Linked DNA regions of Mus musculus: region 2 is linked to region 1. The links are chromatin loops, found by intact Hi-C in ENCODE. Cell type or tissue: heart. All regions are shown on one strand.

Evidence for each region. A loop is a pair of places that touch in the nucleus more often than their neighbours do. Peaks named below come from ENCODE experiments on the same cell type or tissue, not always from the same donor. Only the 100,000 strongest peaks of a DNase experiment are listed, where the experiment ranks them.
Region 2: a loop joins it to region 1, with 2.1 times the contacts of the local background. A loop is called at or near these places in 3 of 42 quality-filtered maps.

Annotation. Positions count from the first base shown.
Region 1 is chr1:119,050,052-119,058,051 of GRCm38, reverse strand. Gli2 (GLI-Kruppel family member GLI2) reads left to right here and starts at 4,433. Exons shown (of 14, transcript NM_001081125.1): 1 at 4,433-4,750. In heart, a CTCF peak has its summit at 4,338; DNase peaks (open chromatin) are centred at 3,901, 4,441, 5,921, 7,761 and 2 weaker places; H3K4me3 peaks cover 3,976 bases; H3K27ac peaks cover 3,110 bases; H3K27me3 peaks cover 1,895 bases.
Region 2 is chr1:118,844,855-118,852,854 of GRCm38, reverse strand. It overlaps Gli2 (GLI-Kruppel family member GLI2), which reads left to right. Exons shown (of 14, transcript NM_001081125.1): 9 at 4,338-4,472; 10 at 6,789-6,938. Among named protein-coding and RNA genes, the nearest start is that of Mir6346, 110 kb to the left of the region's middle. In heart, a CTCF peak has its summit at 3,473 (motif pointing left); no DNase peak of the experiment used is centred here.

The DNA.
Region 1 (8,000 bases):
AAAAAAAAGATATATCATTGCCTGACAGTGTCACAGACATTGTAATGCCTTGTTTTGATGTGTTACCTTTGAGTGGTGACAATGGCTTGAAGAAACCACACTGCCAGTCATATAAAAATCTAAGACATATAGTACTGAGCACGTAGCGCAGTAGACAGCTAGCCTAGCACTTAGGAAGTACCACATTTCATCCCCTGCATGCATCAAACTGTATAGTTCATGCTGCATACCTAGAACCCCAGCATTCAGGGCTGGAGGGAGAAAATTAGAAGTTCAAGGCTATCCTTGGCTACATAGTGAGTTTGAGAGTAACAGGGAATCCTGCCTTCAAGAAGTTTTTCTTTTAATGTACCCTCTCCCTAAACTCCCACACAAATATGGGGATGGAAACATGGTTCAGAAGGCTCTGAATTGCAGACAGCTTCCCCGGGGAACAGGGTTTCACCCATTCAGATGGTGTCTTAGTCAGTGGTCTATTGCTAAGAGGAGACAAAATGGCCAAGGTAAATTATAAAATAAAGCATTTGATTGGGGCTTGCATAAAGTTTTAGAGGGTTAGTTCATTATCATAATGGCAGGAGGAGGAGAGGGAAAGAGAAGAGGAGGAAAAGAAGAGGGTATTGGTGGGTTTTGAAACCTCAAAGCTCACTCCCAGTGACAGACCTTTTCCTACAAGGCCACACCTCCTAATTCTTCCCAAACAATTCCATTCACTGGTAACTAAGCATTGCAGTGGATGAGACTACAGGAAACATCCTATTCAAATCACCAAGAAGGACAAGAAAAGCCATTTCCACTTCCTCCATCCCTGTCCATCTTTATCACTATGAAGCATAGGGAAGGAGGGATGCTGTGGGTGCTACTCACCATGGTGGGTGTCACGACACTAGCACTGGCTACACAGAAAGCTGCAGAAGAAAGCCGGACTTGACTAATGCCCTACACTGAGTATAAGCTCTGGGATAAGCGAGCACCTCTTCTGACCATCTGCAGACAGTGGGATGTGCTGTTTTCTCAGCTCCCCTCAAACCCCAAACATTTCCACCTTCATCTCTGCTACCACTGTCTTGCCAAAATAAGCCAGGAAGGTTTGGTGAGGGCCTGGATTCTGGCAGGAGTTGAGCTGGTCCGAGAAGAAAAACAGAGAAAGAGCAATCTCTCCCTCTTTCTCCAGATGCTGATTTGTTTAGATTTCTCCACAAACTTTACAACGCAAAGAAACCCACAGAGACAAGCTTTAATGAAGTAATCAGCTGACTCCGCTAATATTCCAGCCAGGAGAAAGGAGTCCTGGCTTCACAGGGCCCATATGAATGGCGTCATTAAATGCAGCCAAGGGAGGGAGAGGGTTCACTTTTGCTGTCTATGTTCGGAAAGCTCAGCGGGAGTGAGAAGAAGCAGCCGGGAGGAGTGACCATCTGATGTTCTGACATTTAAAGGAAAAAGCCAGCCTCCTTCAGATATCTCTTTCTGTTTTTCTGGGGTTTGTTTACATGTATTGGGGGCGGGGCTCAAATGTCACAGATGGTACGTAGAGGTCAGAGGACAATCTGCTGGAGTCTGTCCTGACTTTACGTGAGTCCTAGGGATCCAATCAAGTCAGAATAGATCCACACCAAGTGCCCTGACTTCTGGCCCTTCTCCATGGCCTTTATCCCACATTTTCCGTACTGACTTCTGTAAGGTTTTATTTTTATTATTATTCTTTTTGTTTTTAAAGACAGGGTCTCATTGTATGACCCTGGCTGGTCTGGAACTGGCAGTGTAGACCAGGCTAGCTTCTCACCCTCAGAGGTCTGTCTGCCTCTGGAGTCTTAGGACCGAAGGCACTTGCCTAACTTAGGTTTCCTCTGAGATTGAAAGAGAGTCCACCCTACAGGGAAACTCTTTGAACAGGAAGGTAAACAACTCAAAATAGCTTCAGGAAGGCCCTGGAACTTACCAGAATCACTAGGCCCCTCCCTGCCAGCATAAATAATAAAAGTTGAGAGTCTCCCTCACATGAAGAAATTGGGCTGCCAAGGAGACGCTCAGACAAGCCAAAGGGGCAAAGTCTGGACACCAGAGCAGCAGCCTGAAAGAAGCAGACAGCGGCTGGTTGTCTGGAAGAGGTTTAGCCCCACTGAGGCATGGAGAGCACAGGACACTCTCCAGTCTGTTGAGCCGCCTGGTGCACAGGTTCCCAGCTTGGTAAGCTGTCCCCACACTGGGGTGGGCTTCAGTGTGCAGCTGGTCTTTGAGTCATTTCCGTTCCTGTAAGTAACTCCTCATCCACAGCCTGTAAGACACAAACCTCATGGGTTCACCAAGTCAGACTGCAGTGGTATCCACACTTTGGACTATTGTGGGTTCCTCCCTGGGTGTGAGGGGCAGAGAAGTAGACACAAGCTGCATCTTCTCAGAAAAACGTCCTGTCACACCCCACCATGTATCGCCACACCAGAAAGTTTTCCATTTGAACACCTTGTCACCTCCCCACCCCCACTCCCCCTGACTTCCAACCTGGGAAGATGACTTTGGGGAAGACAAAGTTAGCATCAAATCCTTGTAGCATCTCTGCCCTTCCCCGCTCTAGATCAAGAAGGAAGGTAACAAGAAAGGAAGAATGGGACACAGCACTTCCCCTTCTGTTAAAAAGTAAGTCAAGGTCAGTAAAAGACTAGGCCAGCAAAGGTGCTTGCTGCGAGCCTGGGTGGGGTCCTCAGCACCCACATGACAGAAGGAGAGAAACAGCCCCCTCTGCCCTGTCCTCTGACTGCTGCCAGAGGACTGTGACCTCACACCCTGTCCCACAAAATCAATATGTGGAATATAAACTTTAAATGTAAAACTCAGGGTCTTGGAAGTGGACCTCGGAAGGAGAGTATCCATAGCATTTGGAATGCCTTGGGCTATTTCATAAAATAGATACTGACTTGCAGAAACAAATAAAGCTAAGGGAGAGCCCACGGTGTAAACTGTGCCGTCCACCAACAGTGATCCAATCAGTGAGTAACATGGGCTGAGAAGGAGCTTTCTCTAAGGCAGGGTGGAATTGGTCTGGAGGCTTGGTTCTCTTGCTTTGAGAAGGAGGGGCTCGAAAGAGATGTGACCAACATTCTCAACAGGACACCTCTATTTAAATGGACCGACCTTAGATTATTGTGGGCAAGTTTCTAAGCGTCCTCAGGCATCAGTCACTCCACCTTTAAAAGGAGGATACCCTATGGCAGGCTAAGCAATACAAAGGAACTAGACCTCAGGAAGAAATATAAAGAAGTCCCGCGGGCAGCTTTCTAAGAGCAGAGCCCAGGAGAGGAAGCTGAGTCCCATGGCTTGGGAGGGCACGGCCATTTGCTGCCTGCTTGCTTCTTGGAGTGGACAGTTCTGGACTGTATGGAAAGCCGGGGCTACTTAAGCAAATGCTTTCATGAACAGCCTCATCTACACTTTGGCCTGCAACTTCGGTGAGCCTAATTCTTCCTTCTCCCTCTGATTACTTCCATCTGGCTGCAGCAGCTTCAATGGAGTCTCCGGGATTAAAAAAAAAAGAGAAAAAAAAGAAAAAGAAAAAGAAAAAGAAAGAAAGAAAGAAAGAAAGAAAGAAAGAAAGAAAGAAAGAAAGAAAGAAAGACCCCTCTCACTGCAAAACATAAGCAGCAAGCCTAAGGTTGGCGTCACTTGTCGCCGGCGTGCTCTCAGATGGCGGCGTGAGCGAGCCATGGCGAGGGGCGCCTGGGACCCCGGGCACCTGCACTAGCTGCCCGGGCGACGAGGGCCTGCGTGAATCCAGTCTTGCTTCCCAACCCACGTGTCTTCCTTCTGCTACGGCGCACAGAGGATCCGGGAGTTTTGGGAACAACCAGCGGAGGGCTGAGGGGGTTGGGAAGAAAGGGGGAGTTCAGATATTGAAACCAGCAGTCGCAGCGCCCGAGCTCCGGAGCTCATCTGACTTGAGTTAGCAACCCCCCAACCCGGCGCCTTAGAAAAAGTGTTTGAGACTGGCGTGTGCTCCTGTAGCTGGAACTTTCTGGTAGGGGTGCTTTATTTCCTCCGAACTGGGTTGGAAGAATCTGCGATAGTCCCAGCTCTTCTCCTCCAGAGTGGCGTCTGGGTCGTCACCCCCCACCCCCACTCCCTAACTCCTGGGTTCTCTGGTCCCCCGCTGGAACTTTCCGAAGGGGTGCTTTCCTTGCTGGAGCTGAGGTGGGGGAGAGTCTGTGTTCGCCCGCTGGCAATCCCCCTCCAGGGTGGTGTCCCCCCACCCCCAGCCTCAGAGGCAGGGTGCACGCGGCGGGGCGGGCAAGCTAAGGACGCGACGATCAGGGTTTGCCCAAGCTCAGCGCGCGGGGGCGCTGCGCCATCCCAGAGACGCTGATGGATTGCATGAGTGCCGGCGTTCGCCAGCCGAGGCAGCACGGCTCCGCGGACTTTTTTTCAAACTCCTCTCATCAATGAGACTTCGAGGAGGAGCGGGAGGCGGCGGCGGCGGCTACAGAGGACGCGGAGGAAGGCGAGGAGGAGCCAGAGGAAGGAGCACGGGTCGTGCGTAGCATCGCAGCCGCCCGGAGCTGCTGGCCTGGTGTCCTTAGGGACTGCCCGAGTCCCCCGCCCGCCTTGGTCCCCTCCTCTGCCTGGCCAGCCCCGCCCCGGCAGCCGGAGCCCCCGCACTCGGCAGCCCCACTCCAGCCAAGTTGGGATGGGGCCCTGCAACCACTGCCCGGCGCCCGAGAGGCCACCTGCATGCTAGAGGCAAACTTTTGTCTCCTCGGTAAAGTTGCATTGGCCTTCCCACCCTTCCTTTTTTCTTTTCTTTCTTTCTTTCTTTTTTTTTTTTTCCTCCCCTTACTCTTGGTGGCGAAGCACTTCCTAGCCTGGCCAGCTTCGGCTGAGATGCTGTGGCGGTCTTGGAGTGTCTCTCATCCGTTTACCGGAATCGAGATCGTGACACTGATTTTAGGGGGGCCGGCTAAAGAAGGCAACCCTGATTAGTGCCCTGGTCCAGCAGCGGCAGGGCTTAAGGAGGATCTTGGGGATCAGAACTCGTGGCCGGGGTCGATTTTATTACCACAGCCCTCCACTTGAGGGGAAGTGCTTCTTGTTCTTGGGTTGCTCGGGTAGGCCGGTCTTTGACCGGTGGTACCGCTTGGAGCCTGGAACTGTTTGGGGGCGACGTGGGGGCTGGGGTGCGCCGAAGCTCCCTTAGATGGGCAGCTGGGAGCGCGCCTGTGGGACTGTGCGGTGTGCTGCAACCGCCGCCGGCCACTTGGAAACTTGCAACTCTACTTCTCCGCGCTGCGAGTCCGCGTCCAGGAGCCAGTCTTTTCTTTCTTCCTTCTTTCCCTCTCGTTGAACCCTGTTGCCCCTTCCCTCCGCCGCCAGTCTCTGGACCTCGGTTCTGGCTTCCTTACCTTTCTCTCTTATCCTAGGTCTCCAGATCCCCTTGACTTCCAGAATGGATCCACGCGTAATCCTTCGCCGAGGGATCGGTTCCCCCTACTCCTCGCTTTCATCCTAGCCCCCACTTAACACCCCCCAAGCAATCTCTCAACAAGTATATTTGCTGAGGAATTTGAAAAATCCACTACTGCAACTTGATCTGTGTGTGATGGATGAGGAGCGGCGCGGACAGAGTTGGGCGCCAATCCTATTAAGGGTTTAGAGAGAGGGGAGCGTTTTTTTTCCTCCGGGATTGGGGGTGGGGGGAGGGACCGTGTGCTTGAGTGAGTTCGAGAGGGCTCCCGCCGCGCCGGGAGCTGGAAGTCCACCCAACTGGGCTCCTTTTCAGCCCGGCAGCAATTGCTCTCATTTCCTAGGAAACCTGACTTTTAGAGCTTGAGGACACTAAGGATGGAGCCCTTGCGCTTCACCTCGAGTGACCTGGCTACAGAGACGCAAGGAGTTTGTGGGGATCCCCCAGGGCGCCTCTCCTTCCAGGCTTTGTGTGTGTGTCTGTGTGTGTAACTGTCCTGTGATTCCCAGAGCCGATCCCAGTTGGAGCAGGGGTAGGAGAGACTTCTCTTGGTAGTCTCATCCTTCAGAGACTGGGAAGGGATGGGTTCTGTACCTCTCTGTTCCCCAGCTGGGGCATCCTTCATCTTGCTGTTCGGTGGCCGCACGATGTCCTGGGCCCCTTGCCCCTCCGCCCTCGCTGGGCGTGTAAAGGTTTAATCCCCACAGCTTCAGATAAAGGGAACAGTTGTAAAACGCTCATATGCTGTTTGCAGACGAGGCTCTGGGGGATGTTGGAGAATTTGAAAGTAAACGTTTCCCTCGCAAGCGGCATAAAATAGTGTTTAAACAAATATTGTATTGGCATGCTCCGGGGGCTCGGTGCCAAAAAAGAAAAGTAAATAAACGGTGAAATCCAAAATATACAGCACGGGGGGGATAGCGGGCAGAATAGGCGGGCTTGTCACAAGTCTCCCTGATGTTATCTGTTTGTTCTAGCCACCTCTCCTTCGAGCCCCCTCCCCGCCCATTTCCTCACCTTGGCTGCGGTTTCCCTTTTTGAGTAGGCTTCCGTGTGTCTGGGGGACTAGCCCCTTCAATGGCTCAGTTGGTCTGGAATTGGGGAGGGAATACATTGTGTTCCTACCTGGATTGGTCTCCCCCAAGTAGGAGGAAACATTCCTGATGCTTACTCGCTTTGAGTTTTGAGGCTCTTGCTTTCTCCCAGCTTCTGTTCTATCCTGGGCACTAATCCCAGAATGTCTAATCTAAACCACGCAGACCCCTCCTGCTAAAGGCTTCACTCCTAGAGTCTCTACATCTTGCTTTCCCTTTCTCCAACCAGCTCCTTCTCTCTAGAGGGTTCCAAGAGTTGGGTATGGCCTCTTCAGGATACAGTTTCTACTCAGACGCTGCCTGCTGTATGGAAAGCTCACCTGATGAGTTTTAACATTAATTATGTTTAGGGAGACTTAGGATGCCCCCAAATGTCATGAGGTATTTCCTGATTCTAGGGGGCTTAGAGTCACAACACACAGAAGAAGGTTCTGTGTACTGTGCCCTGTAGGAGATCTGCTCTTGTCTTTGTCCTGTATCTGTGGGAGAGGCCGATGGGAAGCAAGTATCTTCCCACCCAGGGCTGGACTCCTCCATGAACGAACTGGGACTGGGATTGATAGATCTGTTTCTGTGCTTAGGTGGGAACTGAGATGGTGGAAATATGCACAGAATTCAGACTCACTGAGGTCTTCTCCCAAATTCAAGCCGGGCTTGCTTGGAAGGAGGACCACCTTGAAGTGTATATGGAGTTAGCTTCACTTTCTCAGGATGTTCCTTGGGCCTTGCAGGCTTGGAAGAACATTGAGCACTGAGCAATCAAAGAGGGTGTGCTTTTGAGTTGCATAATTGTAAGAGGGTGTGTTTGTGTGTGTGTGTGTGTGTGTGTGTGTGTGTGTGTGTGTGGTTACTGGTCACAGGCTCATTTCCTAGCTGCTGTGGGGGTCTCAGGGGCTGTGTTCTGTAGCTGGCTTGTTTGCACTGCAGCCTGAAAAATACACAAATACTTCACTCTTTTTTTGTACTTCTACAAGAGCCCTGTACACAGTGCAGCCCCTGGGGCTGGATTAGTGAATCCGGGACAGTCTGCAAGCAGGCAGACAAAATTGGATATTTGCCTACACTAAGTACTCTTCTTCCCTCAGCATTCCACTCCCGGAAAACTTCAGTGCCCAGACACTAGCAGTTCCCTTTAAATGAGACCATGAGGTTGTTGTATGCACTGTGAATGCGGCTGTGACCCCTCACACCCAGCTGGCTTGTTAAAGCTCAAAAACAGAGTCCTAAAACCTTGTGGGTGCAGCTGGCCTTCGCTGGTGCAAACCGCAGGGAACAAGGTGGGGCTGCTTTCCCTGTGTCTTTAGGCGGGGGTCTTGGGTGGGAGGTCTACCTGTAGCCTGTTAACTGGCACATCAGGGGCCAGAGGCCAGGTGGACTTCACTGTGGACAGCTGCAGCTGCTGGGCCAGGGCCCATTGAAAGGGAACCCCAGGGAAGCAACTCCCTCCTTTCTTC
Region 2 (8,000 bases), 210 kb after region 1:
ATGAATACTAACGTTTTCTTCCCTTCCACTTCCTTCAGACTTCAACTATCTACACATACAGCCTCAGCCTTGAGTCTGAGCTCCTCACGTTCCCCTAAGTGGCTCTGGTTCTCAAGGCTGCCCCCTCTCCTGGAGCCCACTGCTCACACTAGATCCTTTAGTGCTGGTGCTCCTGGGTAACTTAAATGCCGGCTGCTGGGTCACTTCAGGTGGGAAGGATAACTCCTGGTAGTGAGGGAGCCAGCATGACTGGGCCCAGCCTCTATGGAGGGGCCCTTGGAAGTCCTACTACTCACTCTGTTCCTAGGAGGACACACAGGCCATTGCTACCCTCATTGTCATGCAGGGTTCTGGCATTCAAAAGGCTTAGCCGCTGCTGACCTTGACTTTAAACCTCTGAGCCCTATGCCCTCACAGTGGCATAGTCTCCATCTGTTAGTCCACAATGCACAGTCACCAAGGATACTCAAGCCTCCCTCTGGTCCCTGGCTCCCAGCATCTGCTGGTCTATCCTTTATCAAGACTGTAAACCATCAGGCATGCTCTAGGCACTTAATTTTCATGAAATATTAGGTCCTCTTATTGTCAGGCAAACAGAGGGGTTGATGACAAATTCCTCTCCCCTCACTGACACCGGCACTAGTCAGAACATGATGCATAGTTTCCACGAGGCTGGCCATCACGGGGAGGGGTGTGTGCTGAAATTGATGAGGACAGCACATATCCAGGAAGATAAACATGCAGAAATGTTGAGGACAGGGAGGGGCACCACGGTGGGTGCTTGCTAAGTACCTTGGAGTCTCACCATCCATGGGTGGGGCCTCATTACTGCCCTATGCTCTAGGAAAGCCACCCAGAGGCCTTCTTCTTGCCTGTGCCCACAGCACTTAGGAAGGAAAGGAGGGAGGGAAGGAGGAGAGAGAAAGAGAGAGAGAGAGAGAGAGAGAGAGAGAGAGAGAGAGAGAGAGAGAGAGAGAACTTTTGCAAGGGGCTGGGAAGATGATCCAGTCAGTAAAGTGCTTGCCATACAAGTGTGAGGACCTGAGTTCGAATCCCTAGCATCATGTAAAAAGCTGGATCCAGGGACATGTACCTATAATCTCAGAGCTGTGGCAGAGACAGGTGGATCCCTGGGCCTTGTTGGTCAACCAGTCTAACCGCGTCAGCAAGTTCTGGCATTTGTACATGCCACTAATCCCAGCACTTGGGAGGCTGAGGCAGGCAGATTTCTGAGTTCAAGGCCAGCCTGGTCTACAGAGTGAGTTCCAGGACAGCCAGGGCTACACAGAGAAACCCTGTCTCAACAAACAAACAAACAAACAAAAACAAAGTAGGTAGTGAAGAGTGATAGCTAAGGCTGTCCTCTGGCCCTCAATTCATGTACAACAGTGTACCTGAAAACACACACACACACACACACACACACACACACACACACACTTGCATAAGAACAGTTTCGTATAAGTGCATAAGGCATTTCAAGCATATTCTCCCCATAGCCTAGTTCCCTCTACCCTCACTATCACCCCACCCCACCCTCACCCCTAGCCCCTCCCCCACTCCCCTTGATGGCCTTGTTACTCTCATGTCACCTGTGCAGATAGGGTTCTATGCACCTATAAAGTCAAGGTCTCACAGGTGAGAGACAGAATGCAGTATTTGTCTTTCTGAGATCGATTAATTAATTTTCTTACTGTGATTAGTTTGTCACATTCATCCAACATGATACTAGATGAAACTATAATCAGGAAGACAAGGGTGTCCGCTTTCCCCACACTTGTTCAACACAGTGCTTAGTTTCAGTCAGCACATGAGATTATGGCAGGGGGAACACATGAGATACAAATAGCAAGGGAAGGAGTCAGAACACCCTTATTTGCAGATGACATGGATGAGACCCTAAAGACTCCACTGGAAAACTCTCTAAGTTGAAAACCACTTGCAGCAAAATGACAGAATACAGAATGAGCACACAGAAGTCAGTCACGTTCCTGTGTACCAGTAACATGCAGAGAAACTATGAAAGCAAACTGGGCATGGTGGTACATTCCTGGGATCCCAGCCCTGAAGGAGGAGGCAGGAGGACTGGGGACTAAGGCCAGCCTTGGCAGCATAGTATTGCCAGGCTGGCGCTCTGTGAGTCCCTCTCTCAGATAAGTGAGGGATGGGAGCCCGGGGAGGCAGTCCACTCACAGGCACTGCAGAAGGCCTTCCCTCAGAGTCGGGTCCATGTCGTCCCATGTGTGGTTCACTTGCCTCCCTTTGGCAGAAAGGATAGAGGTAATGGTGCTTTCTGCTGAAGCCCTCAAATTGCAGACTGGGAGGATCCTTGCCTTGGCCTTGGGGCAGCCCACTGCTAGGCCAGCTGGCCTGCAGTGTATGTGTAGGGGAGATAATCCCAGATGTTCTTCTGTTGCACTGTGGGCACTAGGAGACCTCTCTACATTCTCATCTCAACAGCCGCTGGCTGCTGGAAACCCGGAAGTGAGGTGTTCCGACTGACCTCAGTGCAGAGGTTGCTTACGTCGACATAGTAGCAGCATTGTTCTCTGCACAGCCAGGGCGCTTGTTCAGAGGGTCCCTGATGGTGAACCCGGGGTCCCTTTTGGAAAAGGTTGTAGCAATATCAGAGAGTTCCTGTGTCTGTGGCCCACCATGGGAAATGTTGTCGTTCTGAGATGAGCTTGCTGTTCACGAGTGACCATGCCAGTGGACACTCCGGTCCTTAACCTGGCAAAGAGCCTGTCCCTGTTAGCCAGCACTGTCCTTGTTTCCCTGAAGCTCTTCCTTGTGTCTATTTTCCTGTTTTGCAGCACAGGGGATTAAACCTGGTATCTTATGTGTGTTAGGCAAATGTTCTTGATCTAAAGCCACAACCCAGGAGAGTCAGGATACATTCCTGCTGTTTTTAAAAATAAGTTGAACATGGCCAGGTGGCATATGCCTTTAATCCCAGCCTGATGTATACAGTGAGGTGCGTGATACCCAGTTATACAGAGAAACTGTCTCAAAAAACTTAAAAAAAAAAAAAAAGCGAGGGTTGGGGGGGGAGCTGTCTTTGTAACATTGCTTCTGGCCTTACTTTGCCTCCCAGGATGCCTGGGAGACCTGTTAAACACTGGATTGATCTCACTAGACTTCATGGGCCCTCCCTGGACCTTGCCTCCCAGCCTGGAGAATGTATCCCTGGTCATGACCCCCATTCCAGACAGGTCCACTGTGACATGAGGCTGTTTCTCTAAGTTTCATCTTTGAAATAGCCTCATAACACTAATGTAGTCAAACGAGTGCTCCATTTCCATGACATCACTCTGACCAACAGCAAGTAGGAAAGAAAGGGGTTTGTTGCCTTACACGTCCAAGTTAGGTCCATCCCTGAGGCAAGCCAAGACAGGAACTCAAGGCAGAAGCCACGGAGGGCATTGCCTGCTGGTTCACGCTCAGCTAGCTTTTCTATGGGGCATGGTGCCACCCGCAGGTCCTGCTGCATCAATTAACAATCAAGACAATCCCCCAAACTGGCCCACAGGCCATTCCAATCTAGACAGTCCCTCCGTTGAGGGTCCCTTAATAGGAACGGAGACACAAGTCCATATCTAAGCTACTCCAGTCCCCATATCGGCCATGGAGAGGAGAAGCCACATCTCCTTGAGCTTCAGATTCCCTAGCTGTGATACAAGAGTGAAGAAGGGCTGAGGCAGGGAAGGGTGCCTAAGGGTCTAAGGGGTGTGCGTTTTCTCTGCAGAGCACTTGGCAGATGCTGGCACTGTGCTGATGTGAGCCGAGTGCCCATAGTGCACTTGAGAAAGAAGAAACAGTATGACAAAAAATATTTAGAAGGAAAAGGACTTGGAGGGGGAGGCAGTTCTCCAGGCAGGAACCTCACACACTTAATGGAGTTTCCATCTCCACATCGCCAGTGATTGTGGGCCTCAGTTACCTGCAACAGAAACCAAACCCACGTTCCTTTCTTCCACTTGCAAATGAGGGGTGGGGTGGGGGTGGGGGCAGTGCTGGTTAGAATCTCTTCATGATGACCAGAGAGCAGGAAGGGCCCAGGACAGTTGCCTGTGACAAGGGGTTCCCTTATGCTGAGCTGAGGAAAGAGGCTGTGGCGTGTGACTCTGTGTGCCTATGTTGTATGTGTACAGATGTATGCATGCACTGTGTACATATGTGTGTGTGTATGCACAAGTACATATATTGTATGTGTGCATGTGTGTCCACATGTGTGCAGCCTTGGGCCCTTGGTATGAACTCTTGAGTTTCATCTCAGCCTAGCCTCAGGACCAGGCTACCAGGCATGGCTCATGTGGTTGTGGTCTTCCCTATCCTAGGAGCAGCTGGCCGATCTCAAGGAAGACCTGGACAGGGATGACTGTAAGCAGGAGGCCGAGGTGGTCATCTACGAGACCAACTGCCACTGGGCAGACTGCACCAAGGAGTATGACACACAGGAGCAGCTGGTGCATGTAAGCTCTGTCCCCAGCTCCCACCCAGGGATGCAGAGCCCCAACCACAATGGACCTAGAGCCTTCCAAGGCCTGTGCTTCAAAGGGGTTGAAGGGGGACCCCCACCCCTAGAAAATGGGAGGTATGGTGACCAGGTGCCTTGGAGGCCCTTCACCCTACCCCAAACACATATGTAGTATATGTGAAGATCCAAGAAAATACAGAAGTGTGAGAATAAGGGGAAGGAATAATGAAGAACACACACATACACACACACACCACAGGAGGTGCACAGCAAAACTGGGTGCTCTGAACTGCAGTCCGCATGCACATGAAGTTCATTCTAGAACTTGAATCTATATTTCCAATCTCTTTGCAGCAAGTGAAGGCAGAGGTAGCAATCAGAACTGTGCATTGCAGGTTCAAGCACTTAGGTTGGGGAAACGGGGACAATGCTTGGGCTAGGACTGGGCTCAAGCAAAAATACAGAGGTGACAATGTAAAAAGATGTGTTCTGTGATTGAGAGACTGCTCAGTGGACAAAGTGCTTGCAAGGCCTGGCTCCAGTTCCTAAGAACCCTTTACAAAGGGGGTGGGGTGGGGTGGGGGGTGTCAGATGCCTTTAATCCTAGTACTGGTGAGGCGGCCAAGAAAGATGCATGCCAACACCCTAGCCGGCCTGATGAGTTACAGACCAGTGAGAGTCTCTGCCTCAGTACCCAGTGGACAGGATCCCCTAGTTAGACTCCTGCTGTGACCTGAGGAGGACTGTTTTAGGGATATCTCTGTGGCCCTAGGGGATCACTCCTACCTGGCCCTGGAAAGCAGGCTGCTCTACAAAGAGGACCTGCCTTTGCCTAGCACTGCTTCTCTGCTCTCTGGGAAGATGGATGGCAAGCCAGACTCCCCGTCCATTATTAACAATTTGTCGCTAAGTAAACCAATAAGAAAAAAAATGAAAGGCGTAGTCAGGAAGCATTTTTCTCATTTGAAAGGCTTTGTGAATGGAAAGGGAGGCTGATAGGAGAAGATTTTTCTAGACGTTCAAAGGGCTGCTGTCTTACAGGCTCCCAAGGTGGTGGTATCTATGCTGACAGTTGGGATGCTGCACAGGGCATCGGGCCAGTGGCCTTTCCTCTTCTAGGACATGGTGTTACCAGAGCATGTTACTCAGCTCCTTGATAGCAGTGTAAATGGCAAATGTATTTGTCTGGGAGAGACTACAGCTCACGGGTTTACGTTTTCCAGGAGTACCTTGTAAAAATACAGAGGCAGAAGTCAGGCTGTGGCTTTGTTGTGACCTTGGCTGACCCACCTCACTCATCGGGGCTGTTTAGCCCCAGTGTCAGCCAGGCACTGGGCCTAGAGCCCGAAGCTGAGAGTCAGGATCTGGCTCTAGCCTCCCTCAAAAACGGAGCTGAGGAAGCTCTATTTTCCACTGATAGGATAACCTCCTTTATACATCTCACAAGCCGGAGGATCAGTATGTCTGCTTCACTGCACACTTAGCTTGTACGTCAGCATCCCCATAGTCACCATGTCCACACAGGTCAGGCCCTGAGCTTCAACTGGATGTGTGGACTCCTTTAATCATCAGTAAACTTAGAGGAGGAGCCAGAGAGATGGCTCAGTCGACAAGTGCTTGTCATACAAGCCTAAAGACCGGAATTCGGATCCCCGACAGCCACATAAAAAGCCAAGTGCAGTGGTGCATTTCTATAATCCCAGCATGAGGAGGCGCAGACAGAGGCTCCCTGAATACCACTGGCGAGTTGATCTTGCTGAATTAATAAACCCAGGAGAACGGAGAAACCCCGTCTGAAAGAATCCAGGGGGAAAGTGACAGGGTGACACCTTGTGTTGATCTCTGGCCTCTATGCACACCTGTAGACACAGCACATACACATACAAACATGCACACACTCATATATCACATAGAAGTATTTGGGAGGGGTCTCATGGGTGATAGACAAGTATCCTACCATTAAGCTACACTCCCCCCATGCCCAGTTGGCCCTGTCCCAGGGGCAGGAGCCATGTCATTCCTCCCCCACCAAGGCCATGAGGGGCTCGGCAGCTGTCCTCAGCCCCATCCACGAATGTGCTGTGCACACATAACCCCCACCCCCCACCCACACACAGATACACAGTCACTGCAGTGCTCCTCACCAAGGCGGGTGCTACATAGGCCCCAGGGTAGAGACTTTGGCATAGGATGATGGTCCCTGAGGGCAGGAGGTGGTCTGTGAGAGGAGGGGCTCTGCACGGGATGGACCCAGATGAAGAGAACGAACCGTGCTCACCTTCCCACCCTGCCTTGTCTTACCGCCCTCCAGCATATCAACAATGAACACATCCACGGGGAGAAGAAGGAGTTCGTGTGCCGCTGGCAGGCCTGCACGAGAGAGCAGAAGCCCTTCAAGGCCCAGTACATGCTGGTTGTTCACATGCGCAGACACACGGGTGAGAAGCCACACAAGTGCACGGTGAGCCTCCTCCCCCTGCAGAGACGCTTGGACACGGCTGGGCCCTGTGTCCCTTGACCCCTTGCTCTTCCTTATGGTCCCAGTTAGTGCTTTCTAATGACCAATAATATTGAACTGGCTATTTGTATACTTAAAAACATCTTAATTACATTTATTTATATGGCAGAGGAGGAGAAAGGGGTGAAATAGAAGTCGGAGAAGAGCTTGTCAGGACCTTTTCTCCTTCCGTCATGTGAGTCCCAGAGACACATCCAGGCATCGGGGTTGACAGCAAGCCCCTTTATCCACAGAGCCATCCCCCCAGCCCCTATTTGTACAACTTCTTTGGGAATCAATACTTGTTATTTTGTTGCTTGGTTATAAGAATTATTTTTGTAACCAGGCTCCAGATCATTATCAATCATACAGTTTTTGCAAATATTTTTTCACTTTTGTGTGTTGTCTTCACTTTCTTGATAGTTTCCTTTGAAGCATAAAAGCTTGATTTAGCAAAATCCAATTTTTAGCTGCCAAATCTAAGAAATGATTACCTAACCCATGGTCACAGTGGCTTAGCCGACCCTCCTGCTTTGGTTCTTATAAGAGTTTGGAAGGAGTCAGGGACAAGCATAGCTCAGATGGTAAGAGTGCTGGCCTGGCATGTGTGAGCCCTGATTTCCATCCCCAGGCCACATACACTGAGGTGGTGGTGTATGCTTATAACCCCAGCGCTTGGGACATGGAGGCAGAAGGGCCCGACATTTAAGACCATCCTTAGCTACACTGAGTTTGAGGCCAGCCTGGGCGCTATGAGATCCTGTCTCAAAGATAAAAACAAAACAGGAACTGGAGAGATGGCTCAGCATTTCAGAGTGCTCGCTGTTCTTCCCAAGGATCCAGGTTCAATTCCTGGCACCAACATGGTGGCTTCCAACCAGCTGTAACTTCAGCTCTTTGGACCAGGCACACATGTAATGTGCAGACATACATACAAACAAAGCTCCTGTACACATACAATAATAAGATAATAAGACTATGGAGTAATCCAAACTTTCATATGCAGGTTTATAAAACAGGTTTATA